Linked DNA regions of Homo sapiens: regions 1, 2, 4, 5 and 6 are each linked to region 3. Evidence: chromatin contacts called from ENCODE Hi-C or POLR2A ChIA-PET data. All regions are on one chromosome and are shown on one strand. The core of a region is the stretch at or near the end of the contact, and the rest is flanking DNA. Distances in the headings are between cores, read along the strand shown. Region 1 has its middle 42 kb from the start of THBS4-AS1. Region 2 overlaps LHFPL2 (LHFPL tetraspan subfamily member 2). Region 3 holds the start of JMY (junction mediating and regulatory protein, p53 cofactor). Region 4 holds the start of LHFPL2 (LHFPL tetraspan subfamily member 2). Region 5 holds the start of SCAMP1-AS1 (SCAMP1 antisense RNA 1). Region 6 has its middle 86 kb from the start of LINC01455.

Evidence for each region. A loop is a pair of places that touch in the nucleus more often than their neighbours do. ChIA-PET counts read pairs that join two places held with the same protein, here RNA polymerase II (POLR2A). Pooled maps may share reads with other maps.
Region 1: a pooled map shows a loop between it and region 3 (5-fold over the local background). The contact joins the enhancer-like site here to the promoter of JMY in region 3. A Hi-C loop is called at or near these places in 1 of 168 maps with a recorded cell type or tissue (naive thymus-derived CD4-positive, alpha-beta T cell), 1 of 37 single-sample maps with no recorded cell type and 7 of 50 pooled maps.
Region 2: a map with no recorded cell type shows a loop between it and region 3 (4-fold over the local background). The contact joins the enhancer-like site here to the promoter of JMY in region 3. A Hi-C loop is called at or near these places in 2 of 37 single-sample maps with no recorded cell type and 1 of 50 pooled maps. POLR2A ChIA-PET finds 5 or more read pairs at or near these places in 1 of 52 experiments (HepG2).
Region 4: a loop to region 3 is called in a map of OCI-LY7, with 15 times the contacts of the local background. The contact joins the promoter of LHFPL2 here to the promoter of JMY in region 3. A Hi-C loop is called at or near these places in 1 of 168 maps with a recorded cell type or tissue (OCI-LY7) and 8 of 50 pooled maps. POLR2A ChIA-PET finds 5 or more read pairs at or near these places in 1 of 52 experiments (IMR-90).
Region 5: a map of CD8-positive, alpha-beta T cell shows a loop between it and region 3 (5-fold over the local background). The contact joins the promoter of SCAMP1-AS1 here to the promoter of JMY in region 3. A Hi-C loop is called at or near these places in 4 of 168 maps with a recorded cell type or tissue (CD4-positive, alpha-beta T cell, CD8-positive, alpha-beta T cell, ascending aorta and 1 more), 6 of 37 single-sample maps with no recorded cell type and 17 of 50 pooled maps. POLR2A ChIA-PET finds 5 or more read pairs at or near these places in 2 of 52 experiments (CD4-positive, alpha-beta T cell and CD4-positive, alpha-beta memory T cell).
Region 6: a loop to region 3 is called in a map of IMR-90, with 2.9 times the contacts of the local background. The contact joins the enhancer-like site here to the promoter of JMY in region 3. A Hi-C loop is called at or near these places in 1 of 168 maps with a recorded cell type or tissue (IMR-90) and 11 of 50 pooled maps.

What each region holds. Positions count from the first base shown.
Region 1 is chr5:80,124,746-80,127,445 of GRCh38, forward strand. It overlaps a transcript of SERINC5 not described here. Among named protein-coding and RNA genes, the nearest start is that of THBS4-AS1, 42 kb to the left of the region's middle. Within about 2 kb of position 1,251, at least 4 of the 41 ENCODE cell types and tissues checked have a DNase peak (open chromatin) inside an H3K27ac peak, as active enhancers do.
Region 2 is chr5:78,572,924-78,575,623 of GRCh38, forward strand. The region is part of intron 2 of LHFPL2 (LHFPL tetraspan subfamily member 2); the gene reads right to left. Among named protein-coding and RNA genes, the nearest start is that of LHFPL2, 74 kb to the right of the region's middle. RefSeq lists an enhancer at 510-559. Within about 2 kb of position 1,273, at least 8 of the 41 ENCODE cell types and tissues checked have a DNase peak (open chromatin) inside an H3K27ac peak, as active enhancers do.
Region 3 is chr5:79,234,744-79,237,443 of GRCh38, forward strand. JMY (junction mediating and regulatory protein, p53 cofactor) reads left to right here and starts at 1,388. Exons shown (of 11, transcript NM_152405.5): 1 at 1,388-2,700. The coding sequence starts at 1,908. LOC124901011 (a long non-coding RNA gene) reads right to left here and starts at 1,280. Exons shown (of 2, transcript XR_007058836.1): 1 at 1,068-1,280. RefSeq lists silencers at 1,290-1,339, 1,380-1,429, 1,460-1,899, 2,070-2,339, 2,623-2,700 and enhancers at 1,842-2,478, 2,530-2,700.
Region 4 is chr5:78,647,354-78,650,053 of GRCh38, forward strand. LHFPL2 (LHFPL tetraspan subfamily member 2) reads right to left here and starts at 1,419. Exons shown (of 5, transcript NM_005779.3): 1 at 1,146-1,419. RefSeq lists silencers at 668-727, 1,018-1,957.
Region 5 is chr5:78,359,149-78,361,848 of GRCh38, forward strand. It overlaps SCAMP1-AS1 (SCAMP1 antisense RNA 1), which reads right to left and starts at 1,393. Exons shown (of 2, transcript NR_105014.1): 1 at 1,066-1,393; 2 at 1-837. SCAMP1 (secretory carrier membrane protein 1) reads left to right here and starts at 1,469. Exons shown (of 9, transcript NM_004866.6): 1 at 1,469-1,580. The coding sequence starts at 1,524. RefSeq lists enhancers at 521-1,117, 919-1,008, 1,039-1,198, 1,118-1,714, 2,109-2,228 and silencers at 1,379-1,468, 1,899-2,018.
Region 6 is chr5:79,849,228-79,851,927 of GRCh38, forward strand. No RefSeq gene overlaps it. Among named protein-coding and RNA genes, the nearest start is that of LINC01455, 86 kb to the right of the region's middle. Within about 2 kb of position 1,334, at least 4 of the 41 ENCODE cell types and tissues checked have a DNase peak (open chromatin) inside an H3K27ac peak, as active enhancers do.

The DNA.
Region 1 (2,700 bases), core at 1-2,500, 890 kb after region 3:
GCAACTCTCTGTACGTCCTGATTCCAAGTTCCTGGAGAAGGACACAGACTGAACCACCTTGGGTCAGGCACCATCCTTGACCAATTTACTAACAGTGCCCAACTCCCACCCAGGGTGGGGAGTAGTTGCAGGTAGTCTTGTTTATGAACATGGCAATCAGAAGCCCATCCCTGTCACTGTGTGGAGGGGAGGGGAGAGAAGAGGGATGGTTCCAACCAAAAAAGGTAGGGGGATGGACATCCCAATAGGGGTCCACTCCATTCCTGATGGCACAGTGAGACAGTTGTCATGTGTCACGTGCTAGACTCTTGACTCTGTGCCTCCCAGTACCTGCTACTGACCAACATGGTCTAGTGAGCGATTTTTCTTGTGAAGGCATCCATCCATTCATTCATTCATATAGCAAACAATTGTACATCACAACCTTATGCTAGGTGCTAGGTATACAATGATAAAACAAACACAAAAACCAAAACCACAATCTCTACCCTCAATGTGAGGAGATACCACCACATAAACGAACAATTACAATACTGTGAAACATGTTATGCTCAATCTATGGCCTAAATCAGATGAGAGGCTGGGCAGAGGATCAGGCTGCCAAGAAATGCTTCCTAGAGGGCATGCTGCCCGAAATGAACCTTGAAAATCAGGGAGCTTGATAGAAATAGGGAAAGAGAGAGTGTTTCAGGCAGAAGCAAGGTTCACTGTCAAGGAAAGGCATTTCAGGAAACCAAAAGTAGTATCTGTTTGACATGAGCTATATTGGAGTGAGAGTACTGGGAGGTAGGCTAGAAAGGGGAACAGAGACTAGATATGAAGGAACTTGAAAGCCGTAAGTATATGAAGAAGGCAATGGGCTTTCTACACAGGAATGACCTTGAAGACTTGATTTGCATTATTGAAAGCTCACCATGGCTGGAATGGATTGGGGACGTCCGATGATGGGAAGACTCAGCTGGGCAGTTGCTGCATTAACTGTGGAGTTATAATGGTGACCTACGAGAGCAGCTTTGGATACGGAGAAGAGCAAACTGGTTTAAGAAACGTCATCACCTGGGTCAAGAAAAGGACATGCAGTGGGTTGGGTAGGGAGGAAAATAGATGTAAATAAAGTTATTAGTTGAAAAAGAAAAGCAAGATCGAGAGAGAAATTAATTCTATTGCCATCTATTCATGAGAATCACAAGGCTGAATCAAAAGCCTTCCTGCAAACCTAGACTCACGCTGGTTCAGTTCAGAGACTCTATCAGAAAGATGAGGAGCTCATGAGTCATCCATCAATGTGATCTTGTGATTTTTCTTGTGACCACAAGACAAAGGAAGAGAAGAGTACTTTGGAGTCATTATGATGAAAATTCAGTTGAATACACTGGAAAGTCAAAACGAGAGGAGAAGGAGGAACCGAAAATCTGATTCAGTCTTGACCACCAAGTAGAATTGGGACAGAAACAATTAAGTAGGCACAGATCCAATTTGGATTATAAAAAGCTGGTTCATCAGGAAGGCCACTATAAAACCAGAAGCAAACGAAGAGTCAATTAAGTACAAAAGTTTTTACTATGACTATGCAGTGAGGTCCAAACTGTACTAAATTTGAAGTTCCCTGCCAAAGAGAAATGTAAGCTTCCCTGGTGGTATAAGTCAGAATTTCATGACATCAGCCAGATAACCACAAAAGAATATATCTTTTAGTGCTAGATGCTTCTAAGCCTTTCTCCACCCAACTAACCAACATTCACTTACTGATTTACTTATTTCTTTAACAAACACACTCCATTTCATAGCCACATTCTTTCAAAGCTGACAGGTTGAGATATATCTAAAACACAAAATCTCCAACATACATTTTCTTCTTCAATGTTGTGAGATGTATTTTTCTAAAACACTGTTCTGCACATACTACCATTCCAATATTAAAAACAAGTTAGTTATCCACTGCCTTTTTTGTACAAATGAAATTCATAAATTTTAATTTGGTTACAAAAAAATTTTTCATCAAAATTTTTGCTTATTTGTTTATATAAAAATGGAGACAGGGTCTCACTATGTTGCCCAGGCTGGCCTCAAACTCCTAAGCTCAAGTGATCTTCCCACCTTGACCTCCCAAAGTGATAGGATTACAGGCATGCGATACCAAGCCTGGTATAATTTAAATTTTTAATTAAAAATTGTTAATTTGTCTACAAAATAAATATATACTCATCATCAAAAACTTTCAAAGAAGAAGATTAAAATCACCATAATTCCAACACCCAGACACAATCACAATCACTTCTGTAAGTTAGGATATACTGACAGCCTATGTGACAGGGAAAAAACTAAGTTGTAAGAATTTTTTAAAAACCTCCTATTCCCCATTACAGTAGATTTTATTACTCAAAATATTTGCTGCCCCACCCTGGGGAAGATAATACTTCCCCACTTCATTGCATCAGCCTTAGAGATGTGGTTTGAGGTGTCCCTTCTTGTGGGAGGATTACATATTCTCATCTCCTTGACCTCAAGAGTGGCCATGAGACTTGCTTTGACCAATGCAATGATAACAGAAGTGATGTGTGCCACTTCGAAGCAGAAGCTCTGATTCATCATATGGTTCTACTATGTTCGTTCTCTCTTCCATGAAACCAGCAATATCCCAAATACAGACTGCTGGTCCCAGGATGGAAAACTTAGAGCAAAGCTACCGGTAGCCCACAA
Region 2 (2,700 bases), core at 23-2,522, 660 kb before region 3:
CTCGCACGCACGGTTCACAATAGGGTTTGTGCTCCTATGAGAATCTAATGCTGCTGCTGAGCTGACAGAAGGTGGAGCTCAGGCCGTAATGCTCGCTCGCCTGGTCCTGCTGTGCAGCTTGGGTCCCAAAAAGGCTTGGGCACCCAAGACCTACAGTGTGAAATAACACTGCATTGCTTCTCATTATCTAGTGGGGAAGAGAAAACAGGCAGGAACTCAATTTCCTGGAACGGGGAGTACAAGGAAAAAACTCATTTCTACAAGATCCATGAACAGAATTGTCTACCATGGTGGGTGCAAGCACTATCGTGACAGCCTTAAACCCAATCCATGAGGAGAAAAACTTCTTGGCACAGACTAAAAAGTAGTGACAAATGTGGCATTTGAGCTAAACTGAAAGGATGACTTAAATGTAAAGGTCCAATTTTAAGATAGGAAAAAATACTGGTTGGCTTAGGTGGTTAGCTTTTAAGTTTGCAACTAACTATAGCTTAGCTAAAAATAACCACCCCAAGTGAATGGCAGGGAAACAAGCGTCACTACAGCTGCCCCACTTAGAAGAGTTGGTCAGGGAAGTTGAGGCCAACACACTCAACCGCTGAAACAGCAGGGAAGGGCATGTTGGAGGTATCTCTGCAGAGGGGGTCTCTCAACAGAGGGACCTGTAAGTTTCACTGGTTAGGCAGAGGAGGAAGTGAGCAGAGCTCCTGCACAGCCTGTCTCTGCTTTCATCTTTTTTCCCCCCATGTTAGAATTTGACTTAAAATTTTGAAGAAAGCACTCACTGTTGAAACAAACACTTTGGAAGCCATTGCCCTGGACCCAAATAATTCTGGGGGAAAAATAAATCACAAGTTTTAAAATTCTAATTTTTATGTCCATTTTTAAATTGATTCAAGATTATCTTGATGGCTACCATGGGGGTAGGTTTGTGCATAGATTAAGAAGTGTGTAAGTTTTAGAATTCTGTAATGTTTGAATTTTGTATAATAGGAATGAACACTTGTCTCATCAAAAGTGCCTAACTAAGATCGTTTACTTCAAACTACTTGTGTTTCCTATATTTTATAGGAAACAAATTGTAACTAAATCCAATAGAAGCAAATACCCAAAACAGAAGAAAATTTCTCTTTTAATGCCAGCTCTTCTCCCAATTCCCAAAGAGGAGGAGAGTACGCTCACGATGAGAACTATGAAGCATTATTTACATAATGTCTGTTCTAACTTAGAGGAGGAAGTTTTGTCTTCAGACTGAAGAGGCCCACTAACAGTGGGCGTGAAGATACTGGTCCGTGGGGAGTATTTCACATTTCCCTTTAGCTGTTAAAGACGTGGGGAGGGTGCCCTCTGTACACCAGGCCCAGCCCTCCAGCAGCAGGGCAAAGGCCCAGCTTGGCCCCAGGAGGAGAGGCTGAGCTGGGATATCCTTCCATGCCCTCTAACCCTTCCCTGTGACCCATGGCACACATGTGAGAGCCAGTTGGTTGGGGTTAAAAGTACAGTCTGGCCAGAGGGCCCAGCTCAGCTAACTGGCCCACATACCAACTGAACCCTGACCCTGGCCTCACCATCTCCATTCTCTAACCAAATGTGTTAATTGGCTGCAGATTCTTGAACTATGTCTCAGATGCATTTCCCAACTAAGAACAACAAAAAAGTGATGGGACATAATTTTGTCTAGTAAGGGAAAACGGTTTTAACCAAACCACTGCTGATCAGCAAATTCAACAATCAGTGGTAAACAACCACCTACAATTGATTGAAGTCCTTTTCCCCACAAGATTTTTCTGTGCTAACAGGTTGCAGATGGCTCGCTGAAACCTTCAGAAAACACTGTCCTCAGAGGCAATTCTGCTGATGCATGTTTTGGTTCCTGAGCTTTCGCTTACATGAAGTGAAGGCTATTCATGCTAAAGCAGGGTGATTCTTCCTCTCTCCAGACCTGTTCTTGCTGAGCGTCACCAAACACCTCACCACCTCAGTCTCTCTGTGTGACTCAGAACTGCTGGCTGTCAGAGCAGGAAGGACCTCAGAGAGACTCTGGCCCAAAGTCATCATTTCATAAAAGAATCGAGAGACGTAAAGTGACCAAAGGTCTTGGTGGCAGAGCTAGGGACCGCTAAACAGACACTGCTTCCTAATCCTGTGTTCTTGCCAGTGGATTATAAAACAGGCTGCTCAGCTGTGCCTCAGGGACCACGTGGCAAGAAGGAGGCTGCAGGCAACCCCCACAGGGCAGCAGCTCTTGATCTGTTTCCTATATTAGGGTTAAACACAAGATTTCATTTGAAAGAAAGGGTTTTGCTGTAAATAAACAAACACCTTGAAAACCACCACATGGAGGGCCAGGCACAGTGGCCCTCCCATGTAATCCCAGCACTTTGGGAGGCCGAGGTGCGTGGATCACAAGGTCAGGAGATCGAGACCATCCTGGCTAATATGGTGAAACCCCGTCTCTACTAAAAATACAAAAAAATTAGCCGGGCGTGGTGGCACGCACCTGTAGTCCCAGCTACTCGGGAGGCTGAGGCAGGAGAATCACTTGAACCTGGGAGGCGGAGGTTGCAGTGAGCCAAGATTGCGCCACTGCACTCCAGCCTGGTGACAGAGCGAGACTCCATCTCAAAAAAAGAAAAAAAGAAAAACCCACATGGCAAAACTAACTCCACAAAATGTCAAAAGAGAGAAATAACTAAAAAC
Region 3 (2,700 bases), core at 138-2,637:
GAGGCCAAGGCGGTCGGATCACCTGAGGCCAGAAGTTCGAGACCAGCTTGGCCAACATGAAGAAACCCCGTCTCTAATAAAAATACAAAAATTAGTCGGGCTTGGTGGTGTGTGCCTGTAATCCCAGCTACTTGGGAGGCTGAGGCAGGAGAATCGCTTGAACCCGGGAGGCAGAGGCTGCAGTAAGCTGACATCGTGCCACTGTGCTCCAGCCTGGGCCACAGAGTGAGACTCTGTCTCAAAAAAAAAATTTTTTTTGGCTGTTTATTCAAATATCAGGACAATACTGAACCAAGTGTTGAAGCTTAGAGTTTAAGATGGACAATACTGAACTAAGTTTGAAGCTTAGCTAGTTCAGTACTGTTCTGTCATCTGAATAAACAGCTGTTTTTACTGAACCTAACAATACAAGGCTAATCCAAACGGTTTTGTATATACTTTAGAAATGTGAATAAATGTAAAAGAACTAATTTCCATTGTGCTTTACTATGGTGCACAACATCTGTGACTTGAATACTAATCGGAAAAAGAATGCCAATAATTATTATAAAGTCTACTAATTTTAAGAATGTGTTTCATCATAGTTTAGTAAGAATAGCAGAGATTGATATGACTGTTTTTGTATATGCATTCTGGGAACTCCCATAATTGAATACAACTTCAAAAGGGCTAAAGCCCAGTGACCTCAAAACGAGGTTCACAGAACAGTACATAATGATGAAACCTGAAGCAATAAAACACCAATGAACTGAAATGTAAACATTCATGCTGTTAGGACATGGCATTTTCATTTTTCATTTTGTTTTGGACTGTTACTGGGCTTTCCTCAGACACCTTCCTTTCATATATTAAACTCTGTCTTTCCAGAAAAGCTTCTGGAATTGTTTTTGTTTTTTGTTTTGGTCTCAAGGGCATTAGGGGAGAACCTAACAGGCTGGGGGCGAGCCCCACATAGTTCAGCACACCGTTCCCCGCGGCAACACGCTACTTCTGAACGCAGGAGCGACTCTCCGTCCGGGCTCCCTCCAGGAGAATGGAGGCAAATGTACATTCGAGGGTCTCAATACCTGGAATTCGAAACGTCTCAGTTCCTCCGCCTTAGTTCCTCTTTTCCCGGGTTCGGAGGCCACCTGTGCAGCAGGGCACACCTGCCACTCTCATCGCCCTCGGAGCCGGCAACCAGCCGACAGCCGGCTCCAGCCCCGGGGAACTGGAGGCTGCGCGGAAGGAAGGAGAGTCGGGAGCGCGGCCGCTCGCGGGCTGGCTCAGGGGACGCCGAGAGGAGGCGCCGGCGCGCGCGGGCGGGGTGCGCGCGCCGCCGCCGCCGCGTCACCAGCGTGCGGCACGTGCCCATGTTTACGTCCCTCGTGGAGCCGCCGACGTCAGCAGTCGAATGGCAACATTGTGGCGATGCTGAGGCGCAGAGTTTAGGAGACGGGTTCATCAGTCAGGCCGGCTCCGGGCTTTCTGCAGCAGCACCAGGGGCGGGGGCGGGGATCTTGACCTGGGCGAGCGACCGGGACGCATACAGCGCCGGCCTGACCCCGCGGGACCCGCGCCTCACCACCGGAGCGCCGCAGACGCAGCTCCACGGCCTCGCGCGGGGGGCGGCGGGCGGCCGCGAGGCGCTGCGGCAGCGCGGAGCTTGTAAACAGATCCGGCCGCAGGTGACCATGTGAACTACCTGCTCCCGGGACGCTTATTGTCCTTCTCTCGATCCGCGCCACAAAGGAGCTCGGCGGTCGGGGCGCGGAGGGACAGGCGAACGAGCCGGGAGAGCCGGCCGGCGCACTAAGATGGCTGAAGGCGCCCGGCGAGGGTGAGCGGGGGGCGCGGCGCAGCCAGCGGGGAGTCCTCGGGCGGGCCGGGCCGGCGGCCCTTCCCCGCGGCGAGAAGCCGGAGCCACCATGTCGTTCGCGCTGGAGGAGACGCTCGAGTCGGACTGGGTGGCTGTGCGGCCCCATGTGTTCGACGAGCGCGAGAAACACAAATTCGTCTTTATTGTGGCCTGGAACGAGATTGAGGGCAAGTTTGCCATAACCTGCCACAACCGGACGGCCCAGAGGCAGAGGAGCGGCTCCCGGGAGCAAGCGGGGGCGCGAGGGGGCGCCGAGGCCGGCGGAGCTGCGTCCGACGGGAGCCGCGGGCCCGGCAGCCCGGCGGGCAGGGGTCGGCCCGAGGCCACTGCCTCTGCAACTCTGGTTAGGAGCCCCGGGCCCCGGCGGAGCTCGGCCTGGGCGGAGGGCGGCTCTCCTCGGAGCACTCGCAGCCTTCTGGGGGACCCGCGGCTGCGGAGTCCTGGCAGCAAAGGGGCGGAGAGTCGTCTTAGGAGCCCAGTGCGGGCCAAACCCATCCCGGGTCAGAAAACATCTGAAGCCGACGATGCGGCGGGGGCAGCCGCTGCAGCAGCCCGGCCGGCGCCCAGAGAGGCCCAGGTGTCCTCTGTACGGATAGTGAGCGCCTCTGGGACGGTCTCCGAGGAGATAGAGGTGCTGGAAATGGTGAAGGAGGACGAGGCACCTCTGGCGCTCTCGGACGCGGAGCAGCCGCCGCCCGCCACCGAGCTGGAGTCTCCGGCCGAAGAGTGCAGCTGGGCCGGACTGTTTTCTTTCCAGGACCTGCGCGCCGTGCACCAGCAGCTGTGCTCGGTGAACTCGCAGTTGGAGCCGTGCCTGCCGGTGTTCCCCGAGGAACCTTCGG
Region 4 (2,700 bases), core at 169-2,668, 590 kb before region 3:
GAGTGGAGCTCTCTGGCCAAGGGGTAAGGCAAAAGCAATGTGCAGGTTATAAATGTCCCTTCAAGCTCAGTTACTCCGGTTTACCTCTCTGGGGTGAGCCTCTAACAGCTCTGGCTCGCCGGAATCTTTCCTCCCTCGGCTCCAGCACACACTTTCCATAGCGGCCGCGTTGCAATTTCAAAGAGTTCTCCTTTCCACGTAGGTCACCCACCGATGGTAACCTACATGCACAAACACACTCGCACAATCACAACAGAGAAAATGGGACATACAGGAAATGGCCCGGGTGGAGGCGAGGACGGGGGTGGGGATAGGACTTTGTCTTTACTCTGGTGTTGCTCCCATTGAAACAAGCACATGGACTTTCATGGAACTCATGACCATCCTGAAATAACAGAAAAGTCGAACGGGATTGAAGAAAATCCTTTGCTTTTCTAAGTTCGAAGAACACTGGGCCGCTGAATGGAAGGGAAAAGAAAAAAAAAAACTGTGTGCCTAAAAACATCCAGAAACACACGCAGAGTCTCCCCAGTCCTTTGCCCAGCCCGTGGGCTCAAGCCGCCCATCCCAGATGCGGTCTTCCCCACTCCACGCCCACCTCTTCCAGCCCGCACCCCAAATCACTGAGCTGCCCACAAAAATGCAGTCCAGATTTGAGAAGCAGCTGACGTCTGTGGCCAGAGTGACCCACACGCCACGGACCAGGGACAGCAGGGGCGACCACGGGGCGGCCCCCAGGGAGCGGTGCCAGGCGCGCTGGAACCCGGCGCCCAGCTGCGCCTGGGACCCACGCGCCGCCGTCCGAAGCCCGCCAGCGACGCCCAGAGAGCAGGGCTCGCGCCGGCTTCCCGAGGAGACGCTGTTCCCGGCACAACTTTTTTCCACTTCTGCGGCCGCCGGCGGCGCTGAGAAGCAGCTGTTCCCTTCCCATTCCCAGCACCCAACGCCCATCCCGCAGCACCTCCGACCGCTCGGCGCGGTCTCCCAGGGCGCCGAAGCGAAGTTCCCGCGCCAGCCGCGGCTCAAGCAGCCAGGGCTCGGCCGGCCGCAACGGCTCCCCATGCGCCCGCGCGGGGCGCCCACCTGGCCGGGCCCACCGGCTCTCCCCTCCCGCAGCGCGCGCGGGCCCGACGCCTGCCACTCACCCGGCCCCAGCTCGGCGTCTCCGGCTCCGAGCCCGCAGCCTTCCCCAAGTCAGGGCTTTCAGTGACGCCTCCTCGCAGCCACCTCGCTCTTGCCCCCGCTGGCCGCGCCTGGAAGAAGGAGGCGGGAGGAGAGCGAGAGGAGAGCGGGAGGAGGCGGCGGGAGAGGGGGGCAACGCAAGGGAGGGGAGAGGGTCCGCGGCGCGGGGGAGGAGGCAGCGAGGCGAGAGAGCGCCAAGCTCGGCGGCCGCCCGGGCTAGCACTCGGGGAGAGGGAGGAGGAGGAGGGGCGGGGGCAGCGAGAGAAAGAGGCGGCCGAGCCGCCCTGCCCAGGCCCCGGCCCCGCGCCGCTGCCCAGTCACCATCGCCGCCTCCGTCCCGCGAGCGGGCCGGGCGTCCGGGGGAGGGGTCGGGCTCGGGGCTCCCGGCGCGGCGCGCGGGGCGGGACGGGGGCGGCGGGCGGGCGGACCAGGCCCGGCCTCCGGAGGGGAGTGTCCTGCGGGTCCGGGAGGGAGTCGGCGACAGGGGATCCCCGAGAGGGGGTGTGGGGGCCTGGGAACCGGTCCCTGAGCCCGCCGGGCAGCGGCGGCGGCGTCTCCCGGGGTCCTGCGAGGTTCCTCCGGGCCGCACCGGGGAAGCTCCCGGAGCAGCTTCGAGCAGCCCTGCCGGGAGGGCCGGAGGCGGAGAGCGGCGCTGACGGAGCCGGGGGAGAGAGGCCAGGCTGCTCCGGCGGAGAGCGGGCCCCGGGGCGCTAGGAGCAGTTCCCCCAGACCCGGGCCCAAGCGGAAAGAACGGCCGTCTGGTGACCCCGGAGAGTCCGAAACGGGAAAGGGGCCAAGGGGCGCCTGGACCCCCATCCTCGCCGCCCTCTTCCGGAGAGGAGGCTCCGGACATAAGTTCCCGTGCCCTCTGAATATCTAGGTGTGGAAACTCAATTCCAACAGTCACAAAGATTATTCCTAAATAGAATGCTTGGTGTCCTCAGCTTCCCTGCCCTCAAAATTACGGTTTCAGGATGATTTTCGGAGGCGCTTTAGGAACAGCCTGAAAAGGCATTCTTGTCCAGAGAGGGGATGCTTTAACTCCCCAGCTCCGCCCCCAGGGCTGGGAGCAAAGAACAGAGTTAAATGGCCATGAATTCAGGTGCCAGTATTGTTTGTGATTGAACTGTTAGGACGTGGCACCTCTCTAGGCAAACCCATCTTGTATTCCACCCCTCGCCACCCCCCCGCCCCCCGCCCAGTCAAATGCTCCCATTCCCAGTTTCTCAGCCCCTTGTCTGGGACACCTCTATCCACCAGTCGCCCAGATTCAGATTAGCAGTCAATTTTGGGCCTCGCTCCTCCACTCCCGGTAGCCAGTCCCATTAGTTCTTCATTTTTAATGCCTTTCCAGGTGCCATGTCCTTTCAAGCCCACTGCCGCCTTTCTGGTTCTCGCTATCTGGCACTGGATGGCGTGAGCGGCCTCCTACCGGTTCTCTGCTGGGGTCCTCTCTACACTTGCATCCATATGCGCAGGCCTACAGGTGAATGGCTCTAGAATACCCCTCAGGCAGGC
Region 5 (2,700 bases), core at 143-2,642, 880 kb before region 3:
CTCTAGCTAGTGTTTCACAGTGGGGGGAGTATCATTTCCTGGGTGACTTTGCATAGAGCAAGCTCCCCAAAGGCCAAGGAATACTCAATCTAGATTCTTCCAATCCTCCGGTACCCACCAAGTCAAAAGAATTCTGGCTCCCTGTAGCTTCATCTAAGTGCTTTTCTGTTAGAGGAGAAAAGTGAGGAAAGCGATGCTCTTTCAATAAGTTCGGCAGGGTGGGGCAAGGAATGGTACAAATTGATTTTTTTTTTTTCTTGAGACAGAGTCTCGCTCTGTCTCCCAGGCTGGAGTGCAGTGGCCCGGTCTCGGCTCACTGCGACCTCCACCTCCCGGATTCAAGCGATTCTCCTGCCTTAGCCTCCAGAGTAGCTGGGACTACAGGCGTACGCCACCACTCCCGGCTAATTTCTGTATTTTTAGTAGAGACGGGGGTTTCACCATATTGGCCAGGCTGGTTTCGAACTCATGACCTTGTGATTCGCCCGCCTCGGCCTCCCAAAGTGTTGGGATTACAGGCGTAAGCCACCGCGCCCGGCCGGTACAAATTAATTTAACACATCTTTTGATAATCTCATCCTTGGTGTTGGAAAAGACGGGAAAATCCAAAAGTGTCTATTTTGTGCCCAAATGCTCAAGTTAATACTCGAGGGCCTTGATCTCTGGCCTCTTGCCATCCCTCTCCCCATTATTTCTGAAGAAGTAGCCATTTTGCAGATTCCGGAGGATGGGAGCCACGGCCGGCCCCTGGTACTGAATCTCATCTCCTTCTCAAGGCTCCTTGGATCAAGTTGGGACCGGCAGCGCCAAGGCTGCTCTCCGTGATTTAGCAGCAACCTAGAGTCAGAGAGACCGGAAGATGGGAGGCCGGGATTCTCAGGTGGGGTCAGGGGTATGCAAAAATCCTTAGCAGCGGCCGCGCCCCCGCCCCGGGGAGGTAATTTGCGGAGGGCGGTGCAGTAGCCTCTCCAGTGCCCGCGTCCCACGGTCTAACGGCACTGCTCCCGGGGTGCGCGGCCCACGACTCAGGCTGCCTCCCCCAACCTGACAAGTGTGCGTCCTTACCACAAAATGCCACCACTTCCCTAAGTGACGCTGGGCCCCGAGGACCTGATTTGAAATCGGTGTTCAGAAGACCGAGCCCGGCTGGACGCAGCTGGCCTCCGGCTGAGAGCGGAGGGGAAGGGTTCCATACTCTCCGAGGATCCCGCGGGCTCGTGGCGTGTGGAACGCTTTTCATCGCTTTCAGTTCCCGTTTCCTTCGCCCCGACTGCCTACTCGGTCGCAGCTAAAGCCCGGAGCGTGGGATCCGGGCCCGGAGGAACGGGATGGCGAACGCGAGCTGCGCCGCGGCCAGGAGCCCGCCGCACCGGGCATGCTCAGTGGCGCGGCCGGCTGGGTGGCCCGCGAGCTGCACCCGGATCTGCTCGGCGGCGGCGACGTGAGCGCGCAGGGGGGCGGCGGCCTCGCCTCGTCTCTCTCTCTGCGCCTGGGTCGGGTGGGTGACGCCGAGAGCCAGAGAGATGTCGGATTTCGACAGTAACCCGTTTGCCGACCCGGATCTCAACAATCCCTTCAAGGTGAGCTTCGGCCCCAGCATCTCCTGCCGCCGCGACGCGTCGTTGTTTGTGAAAACGGACGAGTTCCTTCGCGCCCACTGCGTCTGCCCCTCGGCTCCCCTTAGCAGCCCAGAGAGGGGCGCGGGGCCGCCGTCCTCCATTTGGGGTCGCGCCCCGGCCCCGTGTCACTCCTTTGGGTTTTGGGGCTTGGGGGTGGAACCTCCTCAGCTCGTGCCCGGTCGCCCTTCCACACGTCCCCGACTGGTGAGGGTCGTGTCTGCAGCCGGGACTGGGCCCGCGCGCCCGGAGGGGTCCTGGCCCGCCTCTCAGGAGAGAAAGCCGAGGGCAGGTAGAGTCGCCCCTTGCCAAGCAAGTGTGGCTGGCAGGGCCGGGAGTCGGCGGAGGGGGGCCCGCCCTGGGGTGGGGTTGTCATGGGGACCCGAGGTGGCGGCGGCGGAGAGCTGCGTGGGGTGATGGCAGAGGTGTGGAGGAGGAGAGAGGTGAGGGCACCGAGTATGCTGCAATTAAAAAAAAAAAGGTTATGTTTTTATTTTTTAAACTTGTGTTGCACCCAAATACCACCAGTGGCGCTGCCATCCCCCCTCTTTCTGTTAGGTTGAGGTTGAGGTTATTGATACCAAAGCAAAACTTAAAAATAAACATATCTGGAAAACAATAGTGCACGTGGACGACCTCTTCCCTACCCAGCTGCTTCTAGCAAGGTAAACGATGGGATATTTTCCAAGCTCCTAGTGCGTCACCGGTTCTCTGGGCTATGTGAGGATACCATTTCCTACTTGAGCTGCTTTTCTTCTTGGAGTCGACCTTATCAACCCCGGCTTCGGAAGGGCTTGGCACAGAATCCTGCAAAGGAAGGCGGCTGAGATATTCATCGTCTGCGTTTAAATGAATGCAACATCTAAATAACTCTCTCTTTGAAAGTATTCTGAATTTCCTAATGAGTGTAACTGTTAGCACGTGTAATTTGTTTCCAACTGTTGGTTGAAGTTGTTTCTCAATCCCCCCGGCCATGTGCAGTAGTAACTTTAATTTGCAGTCACACAGAATAAAACAGGAACTCTAATTTGTGGTCACACAAGTGTCACTTCTGGCTTGTTGAGTTTACATCTTTTTACTCCTG
Region 6 (2,700 bases), core at 84-2,583, 610 kb after region 3:
AATTACAAAAATTAGCTGAGCATGGTGGCGCAGACCTGTAATCCAGCTACTTGGGAGGCTGAGGCAGAAGAATCGCTTAAACCCGGGAGATGGAGGTTGCAATGAACTGAAACGGCACCGCTACACTCCAGCCTGGGCGACAGAGTGGGGCCCTGTGTCTGAAACAAAACTAAAAACCCAAAATGGCACCAGAAGGCAAAATCGACTAGAAGAGCTCTCTCAGTCTCTTTGGGTTTTTTTTGTTTGTTTGTTTGTTTGTTTTACGAGGAGTGGGATTTCTCAGTGGGCATGAGTAAGGAGGGGGCGGTGCAATGGCAGCACTTAGGATAGCAGGGCCCGCCACTTGTCCAGGGGCTGCAACTGGGGGTGGACTTAACCCCACAGCCATCGGGATGAGGTGTTTCTCAGCCATGTCTTCAAATTCATCTGCATTAAACCTGGTAAAGCCCCACTTCTTGGAGATGTGGATTGCCTGGCAGTCAGGGAACTTGAAGTTGACCCCCATGTGGGCCTCGATCACATGCTCCTTGTTCTGCAGTGTGGTGCCGATGGACACGGCAATGTGGCTGAGGTGAACCCTGGCCACTGTGCCCTGGGGCTCTCCAAAGACCCCCCCCACATGCCTCTCTGGAGCCGAAGGTGGGGACAGCATGGGGTCAGAGATAGGAGCATCCGTTGGAAAGATCCGTCTCCAGGGTCCCTCGGAGTAACTCATACCAACAGCAGACTGCTACACCTCTGAGGGGCTACTGTGTGCAGAGGCTGCACGTAGAAAGAAGGGTGGGCTTAATCAGCAGCACAGACTAGAGGAGTTCTTGAGGCGGCATTTAAAATGATAACCCTTGGAGAAACGGGGCAGAAGCGCTGAGAGCAGAAGGGGGTCATGTGGTCTGATCTCACCCAGACCCAGGGCCTGGGAGGCAGTTGAGGGATTAGAGTACCAGGTGTCACTGCTTCCCAGAAAACACAGCTTGAGACCCAGGGAGAAGAACTTCTGGTGCCAAAGTTCTTTCTGGAAGGTCTGCACTGCTCTGAAACTGGGTATCCATGTGGGCCTGAGGACCGGTCTTTTCTATTGGTGAGAAAGCTTCTGTTACCTCTGCAGCAATAAGTCCTGAGTAAGCTTCTGGAGACTGAAAACCCGGCGACTACTGAGCAATGCATCGGCATGCACACTTAGGAACCTTATTTGGAAGCTGACGTCTCCTTTGCTCAAAGTCTGGCTTCTTTCCCCCTAGCATATAAAAAGTTTCCAGTCTGCATCTCCCCTCCTCTGATGTTCTTGATTAATCACATTCTGAGGTACAGCTTGGAGCCTGGCCTGAGCCATCAGTGAGCGGAGGCAGATATATTGGTCAAGACAATTACAGAGATGGGTCAGAGCATCAGAGGCTTTGGCCGCAAGTGCTGGCGATTAAGTTAGAATCCTTTGGACAAATGGATTAGTGCTGACTGGATGGGCTCACTCAGACAAAGGGAAATAAAAGACAACTTTCATCAAGACTAAGCTGCATCTCCCAGCCAGGCAGCCATCGTCAGTGCCTAGGAATGTCTGTTCTGGGACGCAGGGTCCAATTTGCCTCATTAGCCGGGACGCTGCACCTGCATTGGACAGGAATATGGTCCAAATTTGGAGGCCTAAGAGGAGAAAATCTAAGCCAACCTCTGTTGCTTCCAGAAGATTCCAGTCTTATGAAGTGAGACATCTGTCTCATTTGGGGTCAGATAACCACTGGACCCCAAGTTTACGAACATAGATACTTTGCAGTAAGCCAAGGGGCTTCCAAGAAATATGGCTGGTCTCAGAGTTGAACTGTGTTTGGGTTGACAGTGGCCTTTTAAATTCTCTGGCATCACCAGAGCCTGGCTGATGGGACCTTGCCTTTAATCAACACCGAGTAAAGAAACCTTCCAGGTGTGGGCTGGGGCTGCAGGGTACGGACTTTCCTGCTGTGTTCTCCTCCCCCTTGAGATGTCGGGGGACAAGGGCTTGGTTTGAGGTTTCCCGTGTGTTTCTTTGATGGAAGCACTGGGACCTTTGAAAATCAATCAGTAATATTCCTTCTGATTGGGGAAATCAGGGAGAGCAAACTGATCCCTATCTTTAAGGAAAGGTGGGATTTAGGCCAACATTTCTCACATCTGATTGCAGCTTAGAATTGCATGGGGCAGAGCAGTTAAAAAACTAACGCGTGGGATCTATCCAGACATTTCTCATGTAATTGTCTGGGGTGAGGCTCAGACATCCAATATTGTTTCTAAATCTCTTTAGCTGACGTTAATTGGCCAGGGTTGAGACACTCGGATTTCAGGTCCTCAACCGAAAAGAGAGTTTGTGTGTGCACTGTGTCCTGTCTCTCTAATTAGATGATAAACTCCTGGAGAGCAAGGATGGGGCCCCGTGTTTGGCATCTTCTCCCGCAGGGTTTAATGGAGTGCTGTACACCTTGGGTTCTCAATAAGCATTTAAATACAAATGCTTGGATGCATGAGCAAACAGCATTACTCTCTCAGAAATCTCATCCACTTGAGGCAGTGACAACTATTTTAAATACACTGCAATGCAGAGGCCCCTTTAAGGATGTCTGGGCCAGCTGGCCCTGCCACAATTACACTCAGCACCATTGTAACTGCTGAAGAAATGTCTAGACAGAAAAACCTTCCAGGCAATGAAAGGTAGAAGGTGTTTAGGGTGTATAT